Regions from separate parts of the Homo sapiens genome. Here region 1 is linked to region 2. Evidence: read pairs that join two places in POLR2A ChIA-PET (ENCODE). Cell type or tissue: A673. All regions are shown on one strand. Each heading gives the region's core, and the rest is flanking DNA. Links, peaks and the distances in the headings are about the cores only. Region 1 has its middle 6.7 kb from the start of LMAN2L. Region 2 overlaps FER1L5 (fer-1 like family member 5).

Region 1 (6,293 bases), core at 418-5,417, 64 kb before region 2:
ATAGCAGGAGGGGAAATCATGGGGGCCACTTGGAAGTGACTATCACAAGATGTGAGGGAAAATTCTCTTTACTGAGCACTGATCCACTGATAAATTTCCCGCCATCCTGACCCCTAACAGCTTCTCTCTGTCTCTCTCTTTTATTTTTTTTGGATGGAGTTTCGCTTTTGTTGCCCAGGCTGGTGTACAATGGTGCAATTTGGCTCACTGCAACCTCTGCCTCCCAGGTTCAAGAGATTCTCCTGTCTCAGCCTCCCAAGTAGCTGGGATTACAGGCATGCGCCACCATGCCCGGCTAATTTTGTATTTTTAGTAGAGATGGGGTTTCTCCATGTTGGTCAGGCTGGTCTCGAACTCCTGACCTCTGGTAATCCACCCGCCCTGGCCTCCCAAAGTGCTGGGATTACAGGCGTGAGCCACCACGCCTGGCCCGCTCTCTCTTTTTTAGACAGGGTCTCATTCTATCACCCAGGGTGGAGTGCAGTGGCACGTTTATAGCTCACTGTAATCTCAAACTCCTGGGCCCAAGTGATCGTCTGGCCTCAGCCTCCTGAGTAGCTGGAACTACAGGTGCTCACCACCATGCCTGGCTAATTTTTTCAATGTTTTTGTAGTGATGGGGTGTCATTATATTGACCAGGCTGTTCTCGAACTCCTGGCCTCAAGCCATCTTCCCTCCTCAGCCTCCCAAAGTGCTGGGATTACAGGTGTAAGCCACCATTCCCTGACCCAACAGCTTCTCTCTCTCTTTTTTGTAATTGGACAGCCTCCTCAGCCAGAGAAGGCTTAGAGAGACTTTCTAGCTTCTCTTAAAGACTGAAAATTTGGTCTTACTGGGGTGATGGTATGGCTCTGAGGACTTGTTTTTTGCTTAGATGTCCAATAGAAATATAAACCTATTATCACCAAAATGAAACTACTGATCTTTTCTCCATAAAGACATATCTTCCATAATTTCCCTTCTATCAGTATATGGCAATTCCATCTTTCCAGTTGCTGTGGCCCAAAATCTTGGAGTCATCCTTCACTCCTCTCCTTCTCTCTCTCTCTCTTTTTTTTTTTTTTTTTTTTTTTTTTTTGAGACAGAGTCTCGCTCTGCCACACAGGCTGGAATGATGGAGTAGTATGATCTCGGCTCACTGCAACCTCCGCCTCCCGGGTTCAAGCAATTCTCCTGCCTCAGCCTCCCGAGTAGCTGGGATTACAGGCATGTGCCACCACACCTGGCTGATTTTTGTATTTTTAGTAGAGATGGGGTTTCACCATGTTGGCCAGGCTGGTCTTGAACTCCTGACCTCAGGTGATCCGCCCGCCAGGGCCTCCCAAAGTGTTGTTTACAGGCGTGAGTCACTGTGCCTGGCCCATTCCTCTCCTTTTCTTAGACCTCTGTGTTTCCCATCAGCAAACCCTGCTGGCTGTACCTTGAAAATATATCTAAGACCCATCCAGTAGCCCCACCCAGCCCCCAGCCCTTCCCTTTCCCACTGGGTAACCGCACAGCTGCCTGCTTATTCTCTTTGCTCCTACCCTTTCTACTCTACAGTCACTCCTCAAGTCAGTAGCCAGAGTGATCCTTTAAAAATATAGGTTAGATTACAACCTCCTCTGTTCAAAACCTTCCAGAGACTCTCCATCTCTTTTATTTATTTATTTGAGACAGAGTCTCGCTCTGTCGCCCAGGCTGGAGTATAGTGGCGTGATCTCGGCTCATTGCAACCTCCACCTCCTGGGTTCAAGCGATTCTCCTGCCTCAGCCCCCACAAGTAACTGGGATTACAGATGCGTGCCATCATGCCTGGCTAATTTTTGTATTTTTAGTAGAGACGGAGTTTCACCGTGTTGGCCAGGCTGGTCTCAAACTCCTGACCTCAGGTCATCTGCCTGTCTTGGCCTCCCAAAGTGCTGGGATTACAGGTGTGAGCCACTGTGCCTAGCCCAGTCTTTCATTTCATGCTTTCAGAAGTCCAGTGTGGTGGGTTTCATCACACTCATTTTACAGACAGAAGATCTGAGACTCAGAGAGATTACGTAATTTTCCTGAGATCATACAGTACAGCTGGGTCTCAAAAGGCAGAAGTTTCATTCCAACTCCAATCAGATATGCCAGAGTTCTCCTCCTTCACCACACCCCATTCTACGATCCTTGGCGAATCTTATGCCCTAACTCTGTGGGAAGCAAGCATCTGGATCCCCAGAGGCATTGCTGAATTGTGGGAGCTCTGCCACTGCAAGGAGAGCCACCATAGATCTGAGATCTGGTCCTCAGGATACTGGTTTTTATCAATTCCCCTGCAAATAAACAGACTGGGAGGGCTAAGTCACTCTGGCTAAACTAATAACTAAGTGATAAACCCAAATACACACTAATTTCTTAATTTATACAGAAAAATTAAACTGCTAAGAGGATTAGAACGTTAGGCTGGAAGTCTTTATAAATACGCTCAGAAAATAGGCTTTATTTGAATAAAGTTATATGGAGATCTAACACAGGCTGCTTAGAAGCACTCTCTTTCCTGGACAGAACTGATACAACTCTGACTTATTTTCATCCCTTGACTGTTCTTTTTCTAGATTGCAGACGCCTCTCTCTTTAGTTATGACAACATTATATTGGATGGGTCACAATGAACTTTACTAGATTATAGTTAATTACAGTTTTCCTTCCCTCAGGGAAATTTAGAAAACACCACAAATGCATACCCAGCATATTTCCTCATCATCTCCACGGGAGACTTTGAGAAGCTTTTCCTTACGGCAACTCTCACACATCCATGAAGCTGGAGGGAGTGTTGTGCACCCCTATCTCAGCTGCAGCAGTTCTCAACATCCTGATGCTTTTTTTGTTTATCCATCCTACCCTTCTAAACACACACACACGATATTCCTCTAGAGTATCTTAAAGCAAATCTTTAATTCTTATCTTTAAATTCAGGAGTTGGAGCCTCTATGAACTGTTCTTGTCATTTTTTTTTTTTAAGAGATAGGGTCTTTCTCTGTCACCCAGGCTGGAGTGGAGTGGCCTGATCATGGCTCACTACAGCCTTGACCCCCGGGGTAAAATGTCGCAGCCTCCCAAGTAGCTGGGCCTACCGGCGCACACTAGCACACCCAGACAATTTTTTGTATTTTTTGTATTTTTTAGAGACGGGGTCTTACTATGTTGCCCAGGCTGGTGTCAAACTCCTGAATTCAAGTGATCCTCCTGCCTCGGCCTCCAAAGTGCTCGTACTGCAGGTGTGAGCCACTGAGCCCAGCCTGTCCTAATCTTAAAGATTACCACAACAAGTCATTGTGAGGTCAAAATGAGATACTGCATGTGAAAGGGCTGTAGTTCTGAAAACTGGGCTGCGTATTAAATTCTCTGGTGGAGGGTGGGGTGGGCACGATGGCTCATGCCTATAATTCCAACACTTTCGAGGGCCAAGGTAGTAGGATGCCTCGAGCCCGGGAGTTCAAGACCAGCCTGGGCAAATAGCAAGACATTATCTCTACAAAAAATAAAATAATAGCCAGGCATGGTGACACCTGACTGTATTCCAACTACTCAGAAGGCTAAGGCAGGAGGATCCCTTGAGCCCAGGAGTTTGAGCCAGGAGAATCCCTTGAGCCCAGGAGTTTGAGGCTGCAGTTCACACCACTGCACTCTAGCCTGGGTGACAGAACAAGACCCCATCTCTTAAAAGAAAAAAAAAAAGGCCAGGCATGGTGGCTCACGCCTGTAATCCCAGTACTTTGGGACGCTGAAGTGGGCGGATTGCTTGAACCCAGGAGTTCGAGACCAGCCTGGCCAACATGGTGAAACCCCGTCTCTACAAAAAATATAAAATTTAGCTGGGTGTGGTGGCATGTGCCTGTGGTCCCAGCTACTCAGGAGGCTGAGGTGGGAGGATGGCTTGAGCCTGGGAGGCAGAGGTTGCAGTGAGCTGTGATCACACCACTGCCCTCCACTGGGTGATAGAGTGAGACTCTCTCTCAAAAAAAAAAATTAAATTCTCCAGGTTTTATTTTTTTTTCTTCAAAGCTAAATCCCTACACTTGTTGAGTCACGTGTCTGGCAGTAGGGCTCAGGCAAAGGTACCTACCCCAGGATATTTGACTGTGGCTTTCAGGAGTCCAATGTTGAGAAGTCACCGCTGGGAAGTAGCTAGCTAGTTAGTGTTGGAGCTGCTATCCTCTTGTATGCTTCAGTGGCTACCTGGGGAACTGGAGGTACAGTTGGTAGGACCCGGTCAGCTGTGACTATTGGGCTGAAGATGGACCTGACACACTGGATACCTGAGGATGGATGGATGGTTGTACTTGGCCTAGGGAGGGCTGCTTCTGTCCTGGGAGGGGGTGGATCAGAATTGAATGGCAAGGTTTGTAAAAGAAGGGTGAGAAGCAGTGGAAAGAATAGGCCAAGAGGCTGCCCTGGAGCCTCTGTCATGGGGTGAAGGGGCATCAGGCTTCAAGGTGCTCCTGAGTGGAGGTACTTCTTTGGTTGTTGTTGTTTTTAATTTTTTAAAAGGGACAGGGTCTCAACATCTTGCCCAGGCTGATCTTGAACTCCTGGGCTCAAGCGATCCTCCCAAAGTGCTAGAATTACAGGCATGAGCCACTGCGCCCAGCCCTGCTCTTTGGTTTGGAAGACAGGAAGGTAGAGGAATCATGCAGAACTGCTGGAATGCACAACTCACATTGCATATGAATACCCCGGCCCTGAAGTTGTGCAGCCCTAGATCGTGGGAGATAGATGATTCCACAGAGAAAAAGGGGACCACTAGGCAGCTGAAAGGATGGTAGCGCAAGACCTGAGCCAGCTTTCGGAGGTGCCTCTGCGTGTGAGTAAAAGGTGGCGTTGAAGGGGCCATGGCTACTTGTTCTCTTTCCCACTACCACCCCTCAACACCTTGACTGTGTTGAACTTAGCTGAAGCTTGTGCTTCTGAAAAGCACCTACAGTAAAGAAATTCCCCATCCTTTTGTCTTCCTTCCATCTCACTTTGTAGACTCCGTTGTCCAGGCTGGAGTATAGTGGCGCGATCTTGGCTCACTGCAACCTCTGCCTCCCAGGCTCAAGAGATTCTCATATCTCAGCCTCCCAAGTAGCTGGGATTACACACACGTGCCATGATGCCCGGCAAATTTTTTATGTATTTTTAGTAGAGACAGGGTTTCACCATGTTTGTTGGCCAGGCTGGTCTTAAACTCCTGACATATGATCTGTCCGCCTCAGCATCCCAAAGCGCTGGGATTACAGGCATGAGCCACTGCGCCCAGCTGAGAGATGGCTGTCTTAACGGACTACCCTGCTCTGGAATATCCCAAGATAAGACCCACTTCCACCCTTCCTCAGTGACTCAGATAAGACCCTCTCCATCCTTCCTCTCACGAAAGATCCCTTGTTTACCTGGATTACCCCAGGTCTCCTTCCTTTTGTTTTGCTTTGAGATGGAGTTTCACTCTTGTTGCTCAGGCTGGAGTGCAATGGCGTGATCTCGGCTCACTGCAACCTCCGCCTCCTGGGTTCAAGCAATTCTCCTGCCTCAGCCTTCCAAGTAGCTGGGATTACAGGCACCATGCCTGGCTAATTTTTGTATTTTTAGTAGAGACAGGGTTTCACCATGTTGGCCAGGCTGGTCTCGAACTCCTGACCTCAAATGATTCCGCCCTCCACCCCCACCTCGGCCTCCCAAAGTGCTGGGATTGCAGGTGTGAGCCACCGAGCCCCGCCTGTCCTTCCTTTCCTTTTTTTTTTCTTTTGAGATGGAGTCTCACTCTGTTGCTCAGGCTCGAGTGCAGTGGCATGATCTTGGCTCACTGCAACCTCTTCCTCCTGGGTTCAAGCGATTCTCCTGCCTCAACCTCCCGAGTGGCTGGGACTACAGGTGTGCACTACCACGCTTGGCTAATTTTTGTATTTCTAGTTGAGATGGGGTTTCACTATATTGGCCAGGCTGGTCTCGAACTCCTGACCTCATGATCCACCCGCCTCAGCCTCCCAAAGTACTGGGATTACAGGTATGAGCCACCGGGCCTGGCTCTTCCTTTTCTTTGATACATTCCTCATTAATAAGCATTCTTCCTATTGCAACAGTCTGAACAAAATGATTTGATTTATAGTCCAGTGCATCTCACCTTTCACACCCTTCTCCTTTATTCCCCTTTTCCTCATCACACAGAATTTTACAATGAGATTTCTGCTTGTGTCAATCTATCAGAAATTCAGCTGACAGGGTGCATGACACTGCGAATGAATTTAATGCCTTTGAACTGAACACACATGGTCCTGACTTAATGATGGTTTGACTTAGG
Region 2 (6,293 bases), core at 670-5,669:
CAGACCCCTCTCTTCCTCTGGGGACTGTTTCAACCCCATTCCATGTGGTTAAGGGACCAGGAAAACAGGCCCCATAGGGGCTGCCCTGCGAGTTCAGGGGGCTCCCCTGGGGGCATTTCTCAGCCCTGTCCTCCCCTGAGGAGTCCCTGATTCCCACCTGTAGGAAGAGTGTCTGTATCTTCCCACAGAGCCTGCCGGAGTGCAGAGCCCCTGCCGGGGAGAAGAGGACGGAGTGGGCAGGCACCTGTGCATAGGCCACTCGCTGCTCCTTGGCCACCAGCCAAATCATCACGTCAGGGAGGCCCATCTGGGGCTGCCGAGGTGGGAGAATGTCAGGCCCTGCGCGGCTGGCTCCCAGCCCTGCTGCAGGCCAGTGTGTGCAGCACCCACCTCAGGGAGCACGGTGTTGAGGCGGTACAGCCAGTCCTCCGCTGTGGCCACCATGTCCTTGGGCTTGGCTTGCTTGGCCTTTTGGGCCAGTTCCTGCAGGAGGAGGCTGCGGAGCTGCCACCTCTTCCTGTCCAGGCTGGTGGCTTTGGGCTGATAGGTCATGCAGGGCAGAGGGCGCCTGTGGCCAGGACAGGGTAGCAGGGGCTGGACCTCTCTACTGCCTCCCAGTGTCACCATTCCTGCCCTGCCTTAGGCCAGCGTGCCCCTCCTGGCCTCAAGATCCTGCCCCCATCTGCTGCTAGCCTGGCCCAGGAGCCCTTCCCACTGCTCCATAGGAAGCCTGCTCGCTGTGTGTCCAGCCCTGGGTTCTCATCCAGTCCTCTCCCTTCCTCCCAGGGCCTGCAGGGAGGTGGGGCTATGTGGGCTTGTCTGGAGGAAGAGGACAGGCTGGCTTAAGAGGAGCCTCGGGTGTGGGTGTGGGGTAGCAGGGACCATTCTGATGGGGCGGTCAGGGGGCCTGAATGGGAAGGGAGAAGCGACTCTTGGGGTTTCCCGCTGGGGAGAGGTCTGAGCAGTGCTCCTCCCCGAGGAGGGCGGGGGGAGGTGTTCAGGGCACTGCGCTGAGTCCCCAGGCCCAGATCTGGCTCAGCTCCAGGCCAGCTGTATCCCGGAGTGCCCCTACTCCTACTTGCAGTCCTCTGCCAGCTCCCTCAGCAGTTTCTCCCACTGGTAGAGGAGAGCTGGATCCTTCGGATTCCGCGTGGATTTCAGGGTGTCCAGGTTGGCTTTCTGCCCAGCAGGAGAGAAATGGTGAGAGAGCCCGCCTCAGCATGGAGCCCAGCTGGACAGGCCACAGGGCTGATTGGCCCAAGATGTTTTCAGCCACGACCTTGGGAACTTTGAGGGATAACCTGGTGATATCAGTTCAAGGTTGTCCACAACTCCGAGGCTAGGAACCCCCCACATCCTTCCTGCTTCCCAACAGAAGAAACAGGTGGCAAGAAGCCGGGATGGGGTAAGACTGGGAAAGCAGTGCAGAGCCCTGACCTCCACATAGGCATGAGAAAGTCATGCCAGAGGTGCCAGCCCCAGGTGGCTCCCGAGAACTACACTCCCAACAGGCACTTGAGACAGTTTCTGATCTCACTCCTTCCAGCTTCTATGGTCTTATCTTCATGTCACCTCCATGCCTCCCCCAGATCCTGCCGAACTTCAGAAACCAGCACATTGCCGCGGCTTTGCAGGTTATTCCCTTCTACCCCCACCCAGCCCCCAACAAAATCCTATGCATTCTTCAAAACCCTGCTGATGTGTCATCTCCTTTGTGCACACCTCCTCTGACTATCCACTCTTCCTCTCCTCTCCCCATCTTCTCTCTCTGACCCTATAGCACCTGGTACCTGCATCTCCATCATAGCCCTAGTTGCACTGCACAGTCACTGCCTGCATGTCTAACTTCCCTAGACAGTGAGGACAGGGACTGTGTTTAATGATCTTTGTGTCTTCAGTGCCTACCCTGCTTCTGGCACATTCTTCTCAACAGTGTGGAATGAATGCATGAATGAGCTGTGTGACCAGTTTCCTGCCACTGTGATGCAGTTTCCCAAGTCTCCCAGCCACACTCTGAAACAGGTGTCTTCCCAGCATCGGCTCCCGCACCACTCACCAGGCGGTCCCGAGTGAAGTGGAGGAGGTTGAGGCAGTTCATGCGGAAGCTGACGTCCTCCCAGTTGGAGGTCACGGCCACGACAGGCTTGGTGTTGTACCAGGGCACATAATGGTAGATGTTCCCTGAGACACAGAGACACATGGAGGGATGGGGTGTCTGGGGGATTCTGGGAGGTCTCTTCTCACTGTGCTCCCTCCGAGGACCTCTCTGGACCACTGCACCCTCAAAGATGTGACCTGCTAACAATGCTGACTGGAGCCCTCCAGCTGGGAGGCTGGGCTGGGGCCCAACTGAGAATGTGAGAATGTGTGCACTTTGACCCTTCATTGTCACATGGCCTTCCAGAGTCCCCAGTTTCCAGTGGGAAAATCCAGGCTAGCAATGGGAAGCAGTTTCCCTGAGGTGGCATAGCCAGGCGGTCATAACGCAGGCGCCTAGCTCCAGAGCCCTGGGTTCTGAACCTCAAGCGAGATGCCAGGTGTAGGGGCACGGGGCACGCCTCTGGGTGGGACGGGGGCAGGGGGAACAAGTACAGATAAACACCCCCGATGGGTGCCACAGACTGGGTTCCCTTGCCATGTTCCTTATTGAAATGAGGTGGAAGTGAGACCAAACGTAGAGGATTCTGAACCGCACTGCTGCCGAGTTGGCCTTAGAGGCAGAAATCCACAGAAAACGAACATTTAACATGCAGAAAATCTGTGAGGCAAGCGAAAGCCAAAGCTGACTTTTGTTCTCCAAATTTCTGGAAAGTTCTTGGAGAACTTGTGCTTTTCTTTGGCGACTATGGGAGGAATGGGGGGCAGAAGAGAAAGCCTAGGGCTGACCAGGTGGGCAGTCTAACAGGGACCCATGTGCTACAGACTGGCTGTGTCCCCCCCGGAAAGGCATACTCAAGTCCCAAACCCCAGGACCTTAGCATCTGGCCTTATTTGGGCGGGGGGTGGGGGCTTTGCAGATGTAATGTGTTAGGATGAGGTCATACTGGAGCAGGGTGGGCCCTTAAGGACTGGGGTCCTTATAAGAAGGGAGACAGAGAGATGGCAGTTGAGTGAGGACAGACACAGGGAGACACTGTGCGAGAGCAGAGGCAGGATGCAGCTGTGAGCCCAGGAACACCAAGGACCACAGCAACCGCCAGAAACCAATGGCCAGATTCTCCCTCAGAGCCCTCGGCAGGGGTCAACACTGACACCCTGACTTTGAACTTCTGGCCTCCAGACCTATGAAAGAATGAGTTTCTGTTGTCTAAAACCACCTGGCTTGTAGTACTTTGTTATAGCAGTCATACACCATGCAGATCACGAACTCCAAACCCTAAGCCGTTGGGGCCGGGGAATGAGAACTGACCCATCACACAGGAGGGGACAGTGGGGAAGCTTGCCTGTCTCCAGTGTGGCTCTCTGGGTGAAGGGGAAGAAAATCTTCCCCAAAAGTTGTAGCAAGTGGGGCCTCACGGATGTTGGCATTCGGTGCTTATGTTATCTGTGTAGCCTGAAGAGTGTCCAACAAAAAATTTAATTTAAAGTGGTCTCAAGTAGTTTGTTACCAGCCTGGGTAACACAGAGAGACCCTGTCTCTAATTAGCCAACCATGGTGGCTCATACCTGTAGTCCTAGCTACTCAGGAGGCTGGGGTGGGCTTGAGCCCAGGAGTTTGAGGCTACAATGAGCCATGATCATGCCACTGCATTGCAGCCTGGGTGACAGAGTGAGACCGTGTCTCAACCAATCAATAAAACAAAGTGGTCATAAATAAATAAATAAAAATAAAGTGGTCCCTGCTTGGCAGTGTCCCAGGTAACTGGAAGAAGCAAGCCAATCCTCTCTGGAGAATGAAACTTTAGCCAGACCTCAGAGAATGCCCACAAAGTTCCAAGAAAGTGAGCAGCTGAGAACCAGTGTACATAGTCCTAACCCATCAACTCCGCTCCTGTATATGCCCAACAGAAGGGCATATACAGCATCAGTGAGACACATGGAGAAAATGTTCATAGCAGCTCTCATCATAATAGCCAAAAGTTGGAAACAGCCAAAATATCTCTCAAAAAATCTCTTGGCCGGGTGCGGTGGCTCACGCCTGTAATCCCAGCACTTTGGGAGGCCAAGGCGGGAGGATCACCTGAGGTCTGGAGTTTGAGACCAGCCTGGCCAACATGGCGAAACTCTGTCTCTACTAAAAATATAAAAAAAGAATTAGCCGAGTGTGATGGTGGGCAGCTGTAATCCCAGCTACCTGGGAGGCTGAGGCAGGAGAATCACTTGAACCCAAGAGGCACAGGTTGCAGTGAGCCGAGATTGCACCACTGCACTCCAGCCTGGGCAACAGAGCCAGACTCCACCTCGAAAACAGCAACAAAAAAGGGCCAGGCATGGTGGCTCACACCTGTAATCCCAGCATTTTGGGAGGCCGAGGTGGGCAGATTACCTGAGGTTAGGAGTTCAAGACCAGGCTGAGCAACATGGTGAAACCCCGTCTCTATTACAAATATGAAAATTAGCCAGGAGTGGTGGTGTGCACCTGTAATCCCAGCTACTTTGGAGGCTGAGGCAGGAGAATTGCTTGAACCCGAGAGGTGGTGCAGTGAGCCGAGATAACGCCACTGCACTCCAGCCTGGGCAACAAAGTGAGACTCCTTCTCAAATAAATAAATAAATAAATAAATAAATAAATAAAATAATCTCTCAAAAATCTCTCAGTAGTAGAAAGGATAAATTATGGTATGTTCACACAATAGAATAATACACAGCAGTCAGTGAATGAGCTATGACTATACCCTATGTCATCTGGATCTATGAACACACTGCACAAATAGAACAGTGAGCAAAAGAAACCACGATATGATTTTTTATATCATATCAAAACCATATATCAAATGTACAAATTATCTTTAAAAAATAATAATTATTATTTTTTAAAGAGAACACTGGTTCTCAGCTGCTCACTTTCTTGGAACTTCGTAGGCATTCTCTGAGGTCTGGCTAAAGTTTCATTCTCCAGAGAGGATTGGCTTGCTTCTTCCAGTTACCTGGGACACTGCCAAGCAGGGACCACTTTATTTTTATTTATTTATTTATGACCACTTTGTTTTATTGATTGGTTGAGACACGGTCTCACTCTGTCACCCAGGCTGCAATGCAGTGGCATGATCACGGCTCATTGTAGCCTCAAACCCCTGGGCTCAAGCCCACCCCAGCCTCCTGAGTAGCTAGGACTACAGGTATGAGCCACCATGGTTGGCTAATTAGAGACAGGGTCTCTCTGTGTTACCCAGGCTGGTAACAAACTACCTGAGACCACTTTAAATTAAATTTTTTGTTGGACACTCTTCAGGCTACACAGGCTACATATATATACAAACCATGATATCAAAAGAATACACCATATGATTTTTAATATAATAATAATAATTATTTTTTAAAGAGGCAGGGCAACGGCGGCTCACGCCTGCAATCCCAATGCTTTGGGAGGCTGAGGCCAGGAGTTCAAGGCTGCAGTGAACTATGGTCATGCCATGGAGGTGAGGAGTGGCTGTAGTTAAGCAAAGTGTTTTGGGCTGCATTTATGTGTGCTTGATACTTGTTCCTTTTGATCCAAATGATCTAGAGGGCCTTGGTGGGGTGGGGTGGGCACAGGGGCCTCTGGAGTGCTCCAGATCCGTGATCTGAGTGCTATTACAAGGGCATGTTTGCTTTGTGATAATTCACTGAGCTTGACACTTTGGTTTGTGTACTTTTCCATAGGTATGTTCTACTTGAAAGTTTACTTAAGAAATTAAAAAACAGTGGGGCAAAACACCCAAAATCAGTATGTAAAATACAGTGTGTCAAAGATGGAAAATGCTAAGGAGATAAGTGGGGAAGGGAAAAAGGGAGATGCCGAGTAATTTAAATAGAATGGTCACCTAAGGACTTTCTATGAAGATCTAGAAGAAATCATCTAGAATGCAGCCCAGAGAGAGGACAAGATGAAAAATATGGAAGAGATTTAAAAATATGAAGGACAGAATGAGAAGGTCCACAGAGGACAGAGTGAGTTCCGGAAGGAGATACAGTGGGGAAGAGGTAATTTTCAAAGGGAAAATATAGTTTTCCGGGATTTTTGGAAGACACTAGTTTCAGACCCTGGCCTTTGAGTGAAAGACTGGAATGATAAATAAGCAGAGATGCATGCCTGGGGCTCTCAGTGTGAGGATACACAACAGCAATTTTCCTCTCCTACTCTTGGAGAACTT

What was found. ChIA-PET counts read pairs that join two places held together with the same protein. Peaks named below come from ENCODE experiments on the same cell type or tissue, not always from the same donor. Only the 100,000 strongest peaks of a DNase experiment are listed, where the experiment ranks them.
Region 1: POLR2A ChIA-PET joins it to region 2 with 14 read pairs; 5 of 35 experiments call an interaction of 5 or more read pairs at or near these places.

The regions. Positions count from the first base shown.
Region 1 is chr2:96,743,653-96,749,945 of GRCh38, reverse strand. No RefSeq gene overlaps it. Among named protein-coding and RNA genes, the nearest start is that of LMAN2L, 6.7 kb to the right of the region's middle. In A673, for the core only: no CTCF peak of the experiment used is centred there; DNase peaks (open chromatin) are centred at 2,105 and 2,695; H3K4me3 peaks cover 729 bases; H3K27ac peaks cover 441 bases.
Region 2 is chr2:96,680,215-96,686,507 of GRCh38, reverse strand. It overlaps FER1L5 (fer-1 like family member 5), which reads right to left. Exons shown (of 53, transcript NM_001293083.2): 20 at 2,057-2,181; 21 at 1,079-1,179; 22 at 391-568; 23 at 158-313. Among named protein-coding and RNA genes, the nearest start is that of FER1L5, 41 kb to the right of the region's middle. RefSeq lists an enhancer at 1-590. In A673, for the core only: no CTCF peak of the experiment used is centred there; no DNase peak of the experiment used is centred there.